Regions from separate parts of the Homo sapiens genome. Here region 1 is linked to region 2. A link is a contact called in ENCODE Hi-C data. All regions are on one chromosome and are shown on one strand. Each heading gives the region's core, a stretch centred on a gene start or an enhancer-like site at or near the end of the contact. The rest is flanking DNA. Distances are from core to core; before and after follow the strand shown. Region 1 has its middle 26 kb from the start of NR0B1. Region 2 holds the start of MAGEB2 (MAGE family member B2).

Evidence for each region. A loop is a pair of places that touch in the nucleus more often than their neighbours do.
Region 1: a loop to region 2 is called in a map of K562, with 4 times the contacts of the local background. The contact joins the enhancer-like site here to the promoter of MAGEB2 in region 2. A Hi-C loop is called at or near these places in 2 of 168 maps with a recorded cell type or tissue (A673 and K562).

What each region holds. Positions count from the first base shown.
Region 1 is chrX:30,282,006-30,285,346 of GRCh38, reverse strand. No RefSeq gene overlaps it. Among named protein-coding and RNA genes, the nearest start is that of NR0B1, 26 kb to the left of the region's middle. RefSeq lists cis regulatory regions at 944-1,090, 1,181-1,921, an enhancer at 1,071-2,270 and a silencer at 2,954-3,055. Within about 2 kb of position 1,751, at least 6 of the 41 ENCODE cell types and tissues checked have a DNase peak (open chromatin) inside an H3K27ac peak, as active enhancers do.
Region 2 is chrX:30,213,972-30,217,219 of GRCh38, reverse strand. MAGEB2 (MAGE family member B2) reads right to left here and starts at 1,657. Exons shown (of 2, transcript NM_002364.5): 1 at 1,565-1,657. LOC107985632 (a long non-coding RNA gene) reads left to right here and starts at 1,700. Exons shown (of 3, transcript XR_001755983.2): 1 at 1,700-2,121; 2 at 3,109-3,185. RefSeq lists an enhancer at 1,274-2,473.

The DNA.
Region 1 (3,341 bases), core at 502-3,001, 68 kb before region 2:
TAGATTGAACAATGCCTGTCTAGAATGCCCTACTTTTCTTAGCTCAGACTGGTTGAGTTATATGTTTACCAAGAATCTACTGTGTTAAATAACAATTTTATTTAAGCCTATTTTGTTATTGTAATTTTATACTTTAGGTAAATATTACACATACAAAATGAGTACCAATATAAAGTGTTCTTTACATTAAAATTAAATACTTTTAAATGCCCAAGGTGAGTTGCACAAATATAAATTGCTGCTAAATTAGACGTGAACAAGAGAACTGTGAAAGTTGGAAAAAGTCATAAAAATATAAAAAAATTATGCACTCCAATTGCTCTCTAAATATGTGCAATTTCTCATTCCTTTTTGTAGAGACTAGCATGACGGATGTATGTTTCTGCAAGAAAAGTGATTGGGAAATTCAATCAGTAGACCTGGACCGGGGAATTTTTCCCAGATAGAGATTCAGGGTCTAATCAAGAAATGTCTTGTACCTCAGCAGGATTTCATAATTGCCACAGATCGGTGGCTGCTAGGGGTTTTTCATTTTTCTCTATTCTAAATAAAAGTTTTTATGACATTTATTCTGCCCCTGATTTATCATTACATAACCAAAGTGTATCTGGATCATATGGAGAAGAGTGCACATCACTCAGAAGTCCTGGATGTTCACCTGGATGAAGTGAGTGAAATAGACTTTCAGTTGCTTGAGGAGGGAAGTGAATGTGTTCCATATGAGGGAAGAAAAATGAATATATAGTGGCAGAAGAACAAATTCCAAAGAGACTGTCTATCTCTTTACAAATTAGGGCCTTCTTCTTCCCAGACACATAAATAGGATATATCACTGAGCATAACTTCTTACCTTGTAGTTGGTGCTCTATTGGATATACAATGGAGTTCTAGACAATGAGATATGAACAGAAGTGATATGTTCTATTTTCAAGCTAATACATACAGACCATATACTTGATATCCTCCATGTTTTTCCTCTTCCTGCTGGCTTGATGCAGATAAGCATGGGTGTCTTGGAAGCCACTTGTTTAAGAGGGATTGTAATCAGTCCTGGATGTAGACACATACAGCATGAGAATTCTTAGAAGTTTTGGATTAACTTCCATATGTTGTAGGGAGGAATCTTACTCTTTAAGCTCAGATATTCAAGAAATATTCACTTTTTGTCCCGCTTGAATAAAATTAAGCCAGAATTTAAACCCAAGCTTCAGCCCACCAGGCTGGCGGGAAATGCAATTTCAGCCTTTATTAAGGCTTGGTCAGAGTCTCTTCAGGTCAGATAGTTTCACTGTTTCTAAGACATGTTTGTGACTCACTTGGTGAGTCTGGGAGCCCCTGTCCAGATTCCCTGAGCTCATCACAAGCCATCCCTCTGAAGGTTGTCATCTCCTTGGAGGACAGCCTCTGAACTATATATAGGTTCCCTTACTCTCACCAGGACCCTCAACCTGTGGTCCTTTTCCAACCTCAGCCCCAAATTTTAATCTCTTTCTTTTTCTTCCCTTCTCTGCTTCAAAATCTATCTCCCTCTATCCCCATGTGAACTGTGGAACAGGCAAAATGATCATTTAATAGATTGAGATTTTACAAAGGACAGGGAGAGCCAATGACCTTAGCCATTCTATCTCTCTGTGTTTTGTAAAAATCCATGAGTCACAGTGACAAAGGCTGACCAACAATTTGAAATGACAAAGGAGAAAAATATTGCTGAAAACATGACTCATACAAATGAATCATCATGGCACAGCAACATAAAACTCTGGAGTCTTTACTCAAGGGGTTGCTAGGGCTAGTTTTCGTGGTCACACTTCAGCTAATGCTCATTAAGTGATCATGTGGAATATTGACCATTAATGTATAAATGTTTTCATTAACCCAAAACTGATATGTAGTGACTATTCATATGAATTGAATGCAATTCTGGACATTAACTTAAACAAACAATCGATCTAGGTTTTTGGATGTTTAATCAAATATTGACAAATTTTCTGAAGGATATCGATGACTAAACTTTGTGTAAGAACTCTGTGAGGCCTATAGAAAAAAATTTGAATGACATATGAAAAGAGAAACCAATAAGCTATGAGCTCAAAATAAACACTATGGAAGCAGAGATAGGCAAAAAGCACTAAAGATTAAAAAATAGGAATTAAGCAAAATAAGAGGAAAGCATCCAGCAAATACCAATAGTCAATGAGCCATAATAATTACAGACAAGCATATGGTGAGTATGTGAGCGAAAACTGGGAGCACTGAGATGTACAATTTTGAAGACAGGAATTAAGCTTGACGAATAAATATTTAGAATGGTGTAATGACAGAAAAGGGTTAACTTCATTCAATCTCTGAGATACCTGCTCTGCAATGAGAGCTGCTGCCTGTGAGACACAAGAAGCAAAACTCCACAAAGAAAATAAACGATTGTACAATTCAGCAATGGCACTGGTCTCACTGAGCCCCTAGGATCAGATCTCTGTCAGGAAATGGTTCCTAGTGCTTTGAATACTCAGAATAAATGTGTTCCTGTTTTATGAAGAATTTTAAAAACATGCTGAGCTGATACATGTTGAGGTAGAACATCTAGGTTTTCATACACAGGCATACCTAAGAGATATTGCAAGTTTGGTTCCAGACCACTGCAATAAAGTCAATATTGCAGTAAGGTGAGTCACACAGATTTTTTTATTTCCTACTGGATTTTAAAATTGTACTTACTGTTGTTTATTAAGTGTGCATTGTGTCTCAAAAACAACATGCACACCTTGCTTAAAAAATGCTTTATTGCTAAAAATGCTAATGAAGATCTGAACCTTCAGTGAGTCTTCATCTTTTTGCTGGTGGAGGGTCTTGCCTTCATGTGGATGACTTCTGACTGATCAGGGTACTGATTGCTGAAGGTTGGGGTGGCTGTGGCGATTGCTTAAAATTTCTTAGAATAAGGCAACAATAAAGTTTACAGAATTGATTGACACTTCCTTTCATCAAATATTTCACTGAAGCATACAGTGCTGTTTCATAGTATTTTACCCCAGTAAAACTTCTGTCAAAATTGGAGTCAATCTTCTCAAACCCCGCTGCTGCTTTATCAACCACATTTATGGAATATTCTAAACCCTTCATTGTTATTTCAATAATGTTCATAGCATCTTCACCAGGAGTAGTTTCCAACTCAAGAAATCACTTTCTTGCTCATCCATAAGAAGCAACTCCTCATCTGCTTAAATTTGATCATGAGATTGCAGAAATTCAGTCATATCTTCAGGTGTCTAATTCTAGTTCTCTTGCTATTTCCACCACATTTGCAGTGACTCACTCCATTGAAGTCCTGAACCCCTCAAATT
Region 2 (3,248 bases), core at 408-2,907:
TTAAACCTCTTTTCTTTGTAAATTACCCAGTCTTGGGTATTTATAGTAATGCCAGAATGGACCAATTAGTACATTACTTCTGTTGACAAGTGATCACCACCCTCAGATTAAAACTCTCATTTCCCTGTTACCCTTGAGTGGGAACTGATGGGCACCTCTGTTTCACATTTCTGCCTGGGGTCTCTCAGAGCTGACAGTACTGAGGATTGTGTGGCTCCCACTAATATGGGGTGGGAGCCCCCTGCAGTCGTCAGAGTTCTTATCATAACATCTGGCACAACCTGGAAACCCTCCCTCTGCTGACCTCAAGCTGCCTTTTTTTTTTTTTTTTTTAAGAGACGGAGTCTCGCCCTTTCGCCTAGGCCGGACTGCAGTGGCTCTATCTCGGCTCACTGCAAACTCCGCCTCCCAGGTTCACACCATTCTCCTGCCTCAGCCTCCCGAGTAGCTGGGATTACAGGCGCCCGCCACCGCTCCCCGCTAATTTTTTTTTTGGTATTTTTAGTAGAGACAGGGTTTCACCGTGTTAGCCAGGATGGTCTCGATCTCCTGACCTCGTGATCCGCCTGTCTCGGCCTCCCAAAGTGCTGGGATTACAGGCGTGAGCCACCGCGCCCGGCCAGGCTGCCCTCTTTAATGGGGTCGTTCACTTCTCTGAGATGTCTTGGGGAGAGTGAGTACAACTCAACATGCCATGCTCAGGTCTCCCTGGTCTGACAACAAGAGTGGGCTCTATATGGCACTTCTTTCTGGTTGGAGTCCCCTCCTCATCACTCAGTGTCACATCCTTGCTTCCTGTTAGAGACTGGGCCTCTCTGTCGCATTAGACCTACCCCATTACACCAAGACCCTCACCTCCCTGAGACCACCTCCAGAGGAAACTAGAGAGCATCTCAGCTTGCTAGCTTTGCCCTGACCTTCCTATTGCTGGCAGCAGATGTGGGTCTTGGATGTAGCCCTCAACTTCTTTAGTCCCGGGAGAGGAAGTCAGGTTGCTCTGCATTTGTCATGTCAGCCTGGGACCATCTAAAACCCAGTGTCACCTCGGCCTGGGAACTGCCCAGCATGACTCCTCTTTTGGGTAGAGGTCCGCTCATTAATACTCAGAGTCCTCACCTTAACCCCAGTTAGGTTTTAGGTTGATGCCATATGAGCAGAAGCAGGGCTGCTTCCTAGGTTCAAGGCCCTCCCCTCCCTGAGACTTTCCAGGCACAGCTTTGCTGGGGCCTCCCAGAGCCGTCTTCAGGGACGAGACTTAGTGAGGCCACCTTTGTTAAGGGTAGGAGATGTTCTCTTCAGTCCACATTTAGGGCCCTCAAATTGATTTCAGTTAGGGCCTACACCCACCCTACGTGCAGAATGAGGCCTATTCCCTGCGTCCAAACCTCCTTCCCCCGCGACTGCCCCTCCCCCCACCCTTCCCCTGCCCTGGAACTTTCCAGGTGGAACATTGCCGGACGGCTTTACCGGAGCCTCTCAGGACCAAATGCAGAAGCGGGACTTAGTGGGGCCCTCTTTGTTACAGGTGGGGGTGGTCTCTTCAGTTTACACTCAGGGTCCTCACCTTGACTGCCGACCAGTCCTGAGAATTCACCCCTGGCTGACCAGACGCCGCACCCCCTACACTCGCTCGGGTCCTCGCCTCCAAAGCGGAAGTCAGGATGAGCCACATCCGCTCGGGTCTTTTTTTTCAAAGCGGAAGTCAGGATGACTCACATCCGGCAGCCCGTGGCGTCTGAGGGCTGACGGCTGGACGCTACCGGACGTCACTGTTCTAGCGTTGCTGGTCCCTTCGTCTCCACTAGGGGTCCTCACCTCAGTATCTAGCAGCCTGGGACGAATATGCGTGCTGACCCAAATCCGCCAGCCTCCAAACAATACCCCCACCTCCCTCAGCCCCCACTGTGGAAATCTAAGCGTGCCAAACAGGCCACCCCTGCCTGGGCCTCACAGGCCTGACAGCAGCGGCAGGGCTCTGTGAATGTGCCTTTTTTGGGGAGAGGTCTTCTCATCCGCCCTCAGAGTCCTCACCTTGATTCCCGTGAAAGCCAAGACTCTCTCTCTGCACAACTGGGGTCACCCTCTTCAGACAAAGGCCCTTCCTTCCCCGAGACTATACAGGTGGAATGAAGGGGATTCAGAGATACTTATTTTGGGGCCTCTCGGTGCTAACAATGGCGAGGGGCTCTGTTTGGCCCCCTCTGCTGGTGTTGCAAGGGGGAGAGCCCCCTCGTAACACTTAGGATCCTCACCTTGATTCCTGTTAGGGCGTGGGTTTTGTCTCTTTGACCTAGGGCCATTTCCACTAGTCCAAGGTCTTCACCTCTGTGAAACACACGAGGCATATTGATGGGATTTCTCCACCTCATAATTCTCTTCTGGGCTCCCCAAGGGTGACAGCATTGGTGGAATTTGTGGGCTCCTCTGTTCTGGGGTGGGTGGTTTTGAAACTGCCCCTATGAACTGTATAAAATTAATCAGGGAAGAGGGAAGGGAGATAAATGAAGATACGCCAAGCTTGCAGAACATTCAGCATTAATCATGAAGTCAGCTGCTCTCTGACCTGCTTCCTCATAGTAGTTTGGTGCCTATTATCCCAGAATCATGTAGATCCTGTTACTAGATTATAGTTGCCCTTAATTGCTCTATAGATAACAATTTTAACATAATGAAACTTTTTTTCTTTGAGATATTCCTTAAGGTCCTGCATACTGATGATTCTAATGACTCAGCTGGTCTGAAGGACCCCACTGATGCCAGCTGCTCTAAAGGACCCTACTGACATCAGCTGGTCCAAAAGACCCCACAGGAGCTGACTAAAAAAAAAAAAACGCAGTTTCCACATTCTGATGATTTCATCCCCTTTACCCCAACGAATCAACAACCTCAGTTCTCCAGCCCCTCGCCCTCCATGATCTCCTTGCAAATCCCAGCCCAGAACTCCTTGGGGAGATGAATTTGAGAGTCTCTTCTCATCTCCTCACTTGGCACCCTGCAATCATTAAACTCTTTGCTGCAAACTTTGCTGTTTTATTATAGTGGGTCTGTTACTTTGCAGCTGACACAGAAACTCGTTGGTCCTATAACAGTTCTCTTATTTCTCTTCAGGGTCCTCACCATGACACCTGGCCAGTCTTGGGGCACTCCATCCTCCACTGACCTGAGGCTGTTCCCATCAGATCAAGGTACTCACCCTCTGCCGACCTCTGAACTGGAAGTTGTGGTGAGCTACATTTAGCCAGGGCTGT